Regions from separate parts of the Homo sapiens genome. Here region 2 is linked to region 1. A link is a contact called in ENCODE Hi-C or POLR2A ChIA-PET data. All regions are on one chromosome and are shown on one strand. The core of a region is the stretch at or near the end of the contact, and the rest is flanking DNA. Distances in the headings are between cores, read along the strand shown.

What was found. Hi-C counts contacts between places; a loop is a spot of excess contacts on that map. ChIA-PET counts read pairs that join two places held with the same protein, here RNA polymerase II (POLR2A). Pooled maps may share reads with other maps.
Region 2: a loop to region 1 is called in a map of heart right ventricle, with 2.0 times the contacts of the local background. The contact joins two enhancer-like sites. A Hi-C loop is called at or near these places in 4 of 168 maps with a recorded cell type or tissue (cardiac septum, heart right ventricle, prostate gland and 1 more) and 2 of 50 pooled maps. POLR2A ChIA-PET finds 5 or more read pairs at or near these places in 2 of 52 experiments (AG04449 and SK-N-SH).

What each region holds. Positions count from the first base shown.
Region 1 is chr2:43,331,582-43,335,692 of GRCh38, reverse strand. The region is part of intron 30 of THADA (THADA armadillo repeat containing); the gene reads left to right. Among named protein-coding and RNA genes, the nearest start is that of LINC01126, 110 kb to the right of the region's middle. Within about 2 kb of position 2,037, at least 14 of the 41 ENCODE cell types and tissues checked have a DNase peak (open chromatin) inside an H3K27ac peak, as active enhancers do.
Region 2 is chr2:43,238,002-43,242,310 of GRCh38, reverse strand. All of the region lies in intron 36 of THADA (THADA armadillo repeat containing), which reads left to right. Among named protein-coding and RNA genes, the nearest start is that of LINC01126, 13 kb to the right of the region's middle. Within about 2 kb of position 1,935, at least 5 of the 41 ENCODE cell types and tissues checked have a DNase peak (open chromatin) inside an H3K27ac peak, as active enhancers do.

The DNA of each region.
Region 1 (4,111 bases), core at 788-3,287:
GCCACCACACTCAGCCCAGTTTTTTTAAGTTGAAGCTTAAATAGAATAACTATCCCTGTATTACTTCATTCAACAAATACCTATTGAGCCCTGCTGTATGCCAGGCCATATCAAATACTACAACTGTATATTAAAACCACTACTTCAGTGTAAAGAGAGCAACAGAACAGAGTCTTATCAAATCGAATCATTGACCTAGAATTTTAGAACTGGAAGGAATCTCATGAAGTTTATTGTATTAAGAGTCTACTCTCACCCCTGTACATGTGGAGTACTACAGCCCACAGAGGCTGGAGGATTTATCCGTTTTCACACAGTTCACCAGAATTAACATCCTACCTGACAACTACTATCATTTGTTGAGGGCTTAGCTCCCGGCACCTTACTGGGCTCTTTGTACTTGACCACACTGCCTCCATCTATCCAGTGTTTTTATGTGAGGGTTTTGCATGGCAGTAATTTAAGCCTTCTCTAGAACAGTGATTCTCAGAAAGAAAATGTGCACGTGAATCACCTGGGAATCTTATTAGAATGAAGACTCTCATTCACTAGGTCTGGGTGGAGCCTGAGATCCTCCATTTTGACCAGCTCCCAGGGGACAGAGTACGTACCTTGAAGAGCCAGGGTCAGAGTGCCAGGCTCTGTGATCTTCCAACTCCCCCATTTGAAACAGTCCCATCCCCATTGCCTCATTCTCAAGGGCTTGTGGCTGAGCTTGGAGCTACAGGAGAGGGCTGAGGCTACTGAAGGGATCAGCCCAAGATTCTCTCCCTACCCACCTGGGATCACCTGTGTTGAGGGGCTTCATGGCCCCAGGGCTCTCTATGGGAAATCCATACTCCGTTGTCTGGGCCGCCATCCCAGTGGCCTCAGTGCCCTGTATGGGACCAGTGTTTTTTTTGTTTTTTTTTTTGTTTTGAGACGGAGTCTCGCTCTGTCGCCCAGGCTGGAGTGCAGTGGCGCGATCTCGGCTCACTGCAAGCTCCGCCTCCCAGGTTCACGCCATTCTCCTGCCTGAGCCTCCCGAGTAGCTGGGACTACAGGCGCCCGCCACCACGCCTGGCTAATTTTTTGGGACCAGTGCTTTGTTGGCATGCAGTGTGTTTATCATTTTTAAAAATAACAGTCTGATATTCTGGTGAGAAAAACAGGCTCTCAGAAATACAAGACCAGGTTCCAAGGTTACAAGGAAAGCAACCTTGGGAATAAATTTTTTGCATAAAACAGTGCTGATGAGGGGAAGAGATGGTAGAGGGAGCTAATGTTTGTTGAAAGCCTGCTCAATGTACCAGACCTAATGACTTGCTACCCCAAGTTAATTCTAATAATCTATCCACTTCCCTGTCCAGCTTTCCTGTAAGTGCCCTTCACACCCCCATGCAGTCCTCCATGTGCCCTTTCATGTGTGCCTCGTCTGCTTCTCCATCCCCCTCATCCATACTCCAGTCACTTTCCTGTCTCCTCCCCTGTCACCCCCTATCCATACTCCCATCTATTCTCCTTTTTCTGTCTTACTTACTGGACCCCACTGAGCTGAGTGGTGTGCTCCTGAAGGGCCTGTGGATTTAAGTGTTTAAGGAAAATATGCTTATAGAGACAAAGCTGAGGCTTTTGTGTGGCAATCCCAGTTCTTCCCTAGGGGGTCTGTGGCTAACTGCAGAAGTTCTGGTGTAGGATTCTATTTTGCTTTACAACAGCTGAAAACAGCATTTATTTTCTCACCACCAAATTTATTCACACAAGAGACTTACACTTCCCAGGCAGAAATACTGGGTTTTAGGTCTGCTTCCATTTTCCCACTGTCCTTTAGCTCCTTCCCAAATCCCTCATGGGCTGGTCCCCTCCTGAAGAAAGAGATCCTTCTTTTGCAATGACTTGAAATAGAAAGAGGCCACAGCCTTTTGCCACAGCTGCAAGTTGCTGTTTCACTTCCATGCCGTTGAAATGAATCCAGTCCAGGATGATTGTTAAAATATTCAGATGATCATGTGGCATTTTAAGGCTATCATTTGTGGTCCGTGCCAAAACTTTAAGGGAAGCAAGTCTTAACAGGGATCGCTAGCCACAGAGCAAGTTTCCAGGCATTGCTAGGGGTTATGTTTTGCCTTTTGGTTTGTTTCTTTTCTTTCTCTCGTTTTTTCTTCTTTCTTTCTTTCCTTCTTTTTTTCTTTCAAAAAAAAGGATCCTCCTTTTTTTAATTTTAGAAAAAGTTATTTTTTTTTTTTAGGAAAAAAATGGAAGAGGTAGTAACTGCTTTTCAATTCCTAGATTTTACTGGAAGAGAGAGGTTCTCATTAGGACCCGTCTTTAATCCTCCAGCACAGCTTGTTCAAAGTCACATGAGCCTCATGCAGATTTGAATGATGAGAGAAATGAAGTTGGTATATTTTAAACCCAAGCATGCTGACATATGTTCACTTCCCTTTCAGACGTCTCAGGAATGTCTAAGGTCATGATATCTCCGGATGAGATCCTGTTTGTGTTTTTTAAATACAAAAGGAAACATTATCGTATTTCAACCCAAGCCAGTGGGACAAGGTGCAAAACATTTTCTTCATTAAATATCCCTTTTACAAATACAGCCTCAAGTTTTAAAGGAATAAGCTGTTTGAGGAAGAGTGAAGTTTGAAAATATATGAAGTATTTCTTGTTGACAGACTGAGCTTATGGAAACGAGTCTGGGTGAAAACAGTCAGAAGTGATCAATATATTATCCTGGGCCCTTGAGCAAGTCGTCCAAGATCAAAGCTTCTTCATACCGCAGCGAGAAATAAAAATAGTCCTTTTACGCAACTGCACACACACCAAGAATTCAACCCCCAACTGCTGATGCTTTCTACTTTTTAAATATAGAAATCTGCAAACCTAACCTGGAGATGGCAGTTAGTTCAATAGAGGGCTCAGAAATCTCTGTCTTGTTCCACTTGTAGCTGTTGGCTTACTGGGGTGTTGCTGTTGGAAGATTTGGACAATGTTGTCATTGCTCAGCTTGCAAGGGAGTGCAGGCTTTAAGTGTCTTCAGCACATTCTCATAATATTATGTAAAGCCCTAATGTAGTGGGTTATGTTTTTTCCTTTAGCATGTAACATCTTCCATCTTTTGGATAAATTAACACCTTTGTTACCTTCATTGAGCCATTCTCAGTCAATTAAAGCCAATTCAGAGTCACAAATATTACAAGACAATGGTTTAGGCACAGTGGGAAATATATGAATGAACGATAATTGTCTCTGTTTCAGAAACCCCACAAGTAAGACAAGTATGGATTTAAATAACTATAAACAAGATTGTGTCAATGCTAGAATTAGTCAAAGTGTGTTGCAGAAGCAGAGAAGGGAGAAATAAATGCCAGCTTGTCAGGGTAGGGGTGTCAAGGAAGTCTTCAGGAAGAGGGAGAAGTCTTTAAAGGATAGGTGAGTTTAATTATTAGATAAGGTTAATTTTTTAGCATGGTGGCATGGGCCTGTAATCCCAGCTTCTTGGGAGGCTGAGGCACAAGAATTGTTTGAACCTGGGAGTTGGAGGTTGCAGTGAGCCAAGATCGTGCCACTGCACTCCGGCCTGGGTGACAGAGCAAGATTCTGTCTCAAAAAAATAATAATAATAAGATTAATTGTCTCAGATTGGAGACTGAGTAAAGTTACACTTGTATAGTACCTTTGTTGCCAAGTAAATTGTGAAGGTCTCATTGCCCAAGTACACAAAAGGTATCTTAGTACAGCGCCCAGCATTGTGGGAACCTAATGTGTGTGTGTGTGTGTGTGTGTGTGTGTATTAGATATATATAATGGAGTCTTTGTTGTCAGAGTTCAGTTATGGTTGAATCTAAATGAAAATTTAGACAGTGAAATACATAGAAGTACATACAGTAAGTACAAGAGTTCAGAAAAGAATGTGGACTAAGATAGTCAAGGAAGGCCTTATCAGAGGAGTTAGATATTTGAGATGGGCGGTAGAGCAGAGTGTGATTTGGAAACACCAAAAAGTGGTAGGAAAAGAGCATATCAAGATGGTGGACCAAATGTGCAGTGGGATACTGGAGGGAGTGCATGTGATGTATCATGGGCCAGTGAGGAGATCAAGCTGAGGGAAAGCTGCTGTGCTTTAGAG
Region 2 (4,309 bases), core at 686-3,185, 93 kb after region 1:
TTTTTCCCCAATGGGAAAATGCAAGTCACAAGTAAATTGCATAGTATAAGACCACAGTCAAGTGCTAAGCGGGTGGTATCTGGGCAGTACCCAGTGTTGGTTTTATAGACAGTCCTGGGAAAGGAAAGACACAGGGTTCAGCCATGAAGTGCCCCCCTCAGCATCTGTGAACACCTTGAGCACTGTGCAGATACAGTGGAGAAAAAGTCCCCAGTGGGCTGAGAAACACCACAGGATCTGCGTTGCGTCCTGAGGGACAGGCCGGCAGGCTAAGTGAAAAGGAGGAAGAAGGGACCCCAGAGCAGGGAATGGTGAGTGAATCAAAGCCAAGAGAGTTGGAGGGAGGGGGAAGGCCCAGATAGCAGTGTGGGGAGACCACTGAGATGAGGTTTGGTTGAGGGACTCAGTGTTCTCTCCTGTAAAAGTAAGGGGAGGGCCTGGGGCCAGCTGCCTTCTTCAGTACCATTTCACAGGGGTCACCAACTCACATGTCCACAGAGACCACTCAAGTGAGCACGCACGTGAAAGGCGCGCGATGGGAGGCAGTAGGGCGGTCCCAGGCTGGAAGCATCCGCCTTCTGTAGGCGTGGCCACCGCTCTGCTCCAGCAGCTGCTGCCGTCTTCTAATGCAGGCCTAGAGACACCACAGTCTGATTTTCCTAATTTTCAAAAGATGCTAGAAATTTGGATCTTTATGAGAATTGCCCTGATTTTTTTTTAAATCCATGTGAGCTGTACTAAATAGTCCCTTTGCACCCCTGTCCAGACACTGCTGGTAAGTCCAGACAGGGGTGCAAAGGGACTGTTTAGTACAGTTTAGCTGACACAACTCAGCTTAGAACCCAAGTTGTGTGTGTTTGGATTCTGCCTCCGCATATACTTTCTTTTAAATAGTAGGCTCTAAGACTTAAAACAAAAAGGATGCCAGGCAAAGTGGCTCACACCAGTAATCCTAGCACCTTGGGAGGCCTAGGTGTGTGGATCACTTGAGCCCAGGAGTTTAAGACCAACCTGGGCCACGTGGCAAAACCCGTCTCTACAAAAAATACAAAAATTAGGGGGGACATGGTAGTTTGTGCCTGTAGTCTCAGCCACCAGGGAGGCTGAGGTGGGAGGACCACTTGAGCCTGGGAGGTCGCTGCAGTGAGCTGTGATTGTGCCACTTTGCCCTAGCCTGGGCGACAGAGTGAGACCCTGTCTCAAAAAAATAAACATAAAAAAAAGGAAGAGGGGTCCACCTGGGCCCGGTGAAGTCTGAATTCCCCCCAGACTTAATATCATGGCCAGGTAGGGATTTGGGGGAAGGGATGGCTGTGGACAAGGGCACAGACAGGGACGAGGGCAGAGAGAGGGTGGGCCATAGTCCTGGTGCTGCACCCGGCCCTGGCACTTGGCCCAGTGCATGCTGGGACTAGGGCTGCCCTTGAGAGCTCTGGCCAGCACATTTGGTTCTTCTTTGATGAAATTTTTTAAATTTTCAGATAAAGGACAGAGACTGTTAACCACAAACACCTATGTTCCCCGACCCAGACTTCCTACTGGGTTCTTTGCAGCTGGGGAGATGATCCCCTTCCATTCCTTAGGACACTGACCTTCCTCTGGGCCATTTGTCTCCAGTAGGGGTCAGCTGGGAGCTTTTAATTGGTGGTAAAGGTTGAAATGATGGCATTTGATAGCATGGCCATGAATGTACTCACAGAGTGCCCCACCTGGAATCCCAGCTCTGAGCCTGGGCTCTGATGGCCCTGGTGGGTGGAGAGCCCTGGCTAGTCTCGGAGTAGAGGGTAAGGGGAGGTAGGGGACTGAGAGGCTTCTGGCAGCCCCAGGAAATGTTGACTGGCAGAGTCAGCTGAACCGAGCTTGTTTTTCATGACTAATTTAAAGTTCAGGCTCTTCCCCTGCTAAGGGGAAGTGAAGACGACCATGGAGAAGACTAGAAATAATGAGGTTATCTGGAAACGGCCTCATGAAACCTGAATGTATTTTTGCTCAGAAAAAAAGAAAGTGCAGTAACACTCACTCCGTCAGACGCTGCCTTTGCTGCCCAGGCCACCCCAGCCTGCCTGGCCTCGCCTCCAGTCCTCCCTTTAGTGGGCAGCTTGTCTCCCTGCGGCCCAAGCTTGGGCTCCTCACTGCCTCTCGGTTGTGTGTGTCCTCTCACCCACCCTGCTTAGCCTGTCTGTGAAGCCACCTCCTCCTTCCACATTTGTTTTTCCTTTCTGTCTTTTGATTACCCCTACTCATGATATAATTTGTCTGTGTCACACACCGTCTTCGACTGTTTCGTCACACTTCGTGTGGGTCAGCTTGCCTCTGGCAACTCTTCTCTCTCTTAGAGTGGTTTTCTGGGTGGTTTTCCTCATGTTTCACACAGCGTCCTCCACACACAGGTGATCAATAAATACTTGTGGGTAGATAAAATATCAGATTGATGGGTGAATGGGTGAGTGGGTGGATGGGTGGTGAGTTGGTTGGATGGCAGGGCCACCCAACACCTTGGCCAGTCCCCTAAAGCTGAGGGATTTTTCAGATGCCTGAAGGAGGATTCTCCAGAGCTAGGGGCAGGGAGAATTCAACCCATTGCCATTTGCACAGCATTTACTATGCTGATTGCCCTCTCTTGAGAAGGACTAGAAGGCAGACTTGACCAATGGCCTTAGTCTAGAAGTCATCTCCCCCATAATACTTTAAAATCAGACCATGGGCTTTTTAATCCGTGGTCTGAAATAGTTTTCAAGGTTGGCACCTGGAAGACATCCACTTTGACATCTTTCTTTCATTCAGTAGTTGAAAGCAACCTCAAAGTCTGTGACTTACCTGTCTACCTGCCTAGAAATTAATAATCACTTCCCCTAGTGGGGGGAATCAGAGGCTGAGATTTGTAGTGGAGGCAACACACTGTGTGAGGCCTGGGTCTTCACCTCCAGCCCTGTTGGGGGGCGGGGGATGGGGGTGGAGGCGCTCATCGTGGAGGCAGAGAAGAAGCACCAGGGAGTATCAGCACATAACAGGGTTTCTGATAGCTAGGCATCTGCCTTGGATGGGGAGCCCTGATGTGGCTGGGGCAGTAGCAAGATGAAGGCTATACTGCAGCAGCCCTGAAGGCTCTGGTTTGCTTCCCTCCTCTGCAGTCCCAGTGAGTTATCCCTTCACAAGGATGGAAGGCACCAGATTAACCAATTCTAAATGCTGATCCATCACATTTCCAACATGATTCCAAATGACCACATGTTAATCCCACTTGTGTAGGCCTACCACAGACATGAATGTGTACCAGCTAACCCCACCCATTTGAAGCACTCCAGGAAGATTCTAGGGCATATTTCTTCTTGCCCTAGCAGTGTAGCCGGTGGGAGGAAGAGCCTCGGAGATCATTTATTCCCCACATTGACGTCTTCCTCCCACCAACCCCCAGCTCCCACAGCTCTTGGCATGTGAACCACTCCACTGAGCACCTGATGTCCCTGCTGTTGCCTGGGTGTTTGTCTTACCTTCCCACCTAGACCTCCTGCTTCTTCATTCCCTTTTGTGGCTGATTACTATTCCATTGTATGAATTTATAACAGCATTTTATTTATCCATTTATTAGCTGATGGACATTTGGGTTATTTCCACATCTTGGCTCTTATGAACAAGGCTGCTATGAACATTTATGTACAAGTTTTTGTGTGGATGTGTCTTTTTTCTCTCTCTTAGATACACTCCTAGGAGTGCAGTTTTTGGGTCATAGGTTTAATCTTTTGAGGAGAACTGCAAGACTGTTTTCCAAAGTGGCTACACCATTTTACACTCCCACTAAAAATGTATGAGGGTTCCAATTTCTCCACATCTTTGCCAAAACTTAACTTTTTTTTATTATAGTCATCCCAGTGGGTGTGAAGTGGAATGTGACTGGGGTTTTGATTTGCATTTTCCTGATGATTAATGATGCTAAGCATCTTTTCATGTGTTTATTAAGAGTATTAAGAGTTCTTTATGTAGTTTAGATACAGTCCCTTGTCAGAGACAGGATTTGTTCATATTTTCTCCCTTTCTGTGAATTATCCTTTCACTTTCTTTTTGATGTTACTTTGAAGCACAAAAGTTTTCCATTTTGACAAAGCCCAGTCTTCCTTCTCTCCCTTCTTTCCTTCCTCCCTCCCTTCCTTCTTTCCTTCCTTTTTTTTTTTTTTTTTTTTTTTTTTTTTTTTTTGAGATGGAATCTTGCTCTGTCATCCAGGCTGGAGTGCAGTGGCACGATCTTGGCTCACTGCAACCTCCACCTCCTGGGTTCAAGCAACTCTCCTGCCTCAGCCTCCCAAGTAGCTGG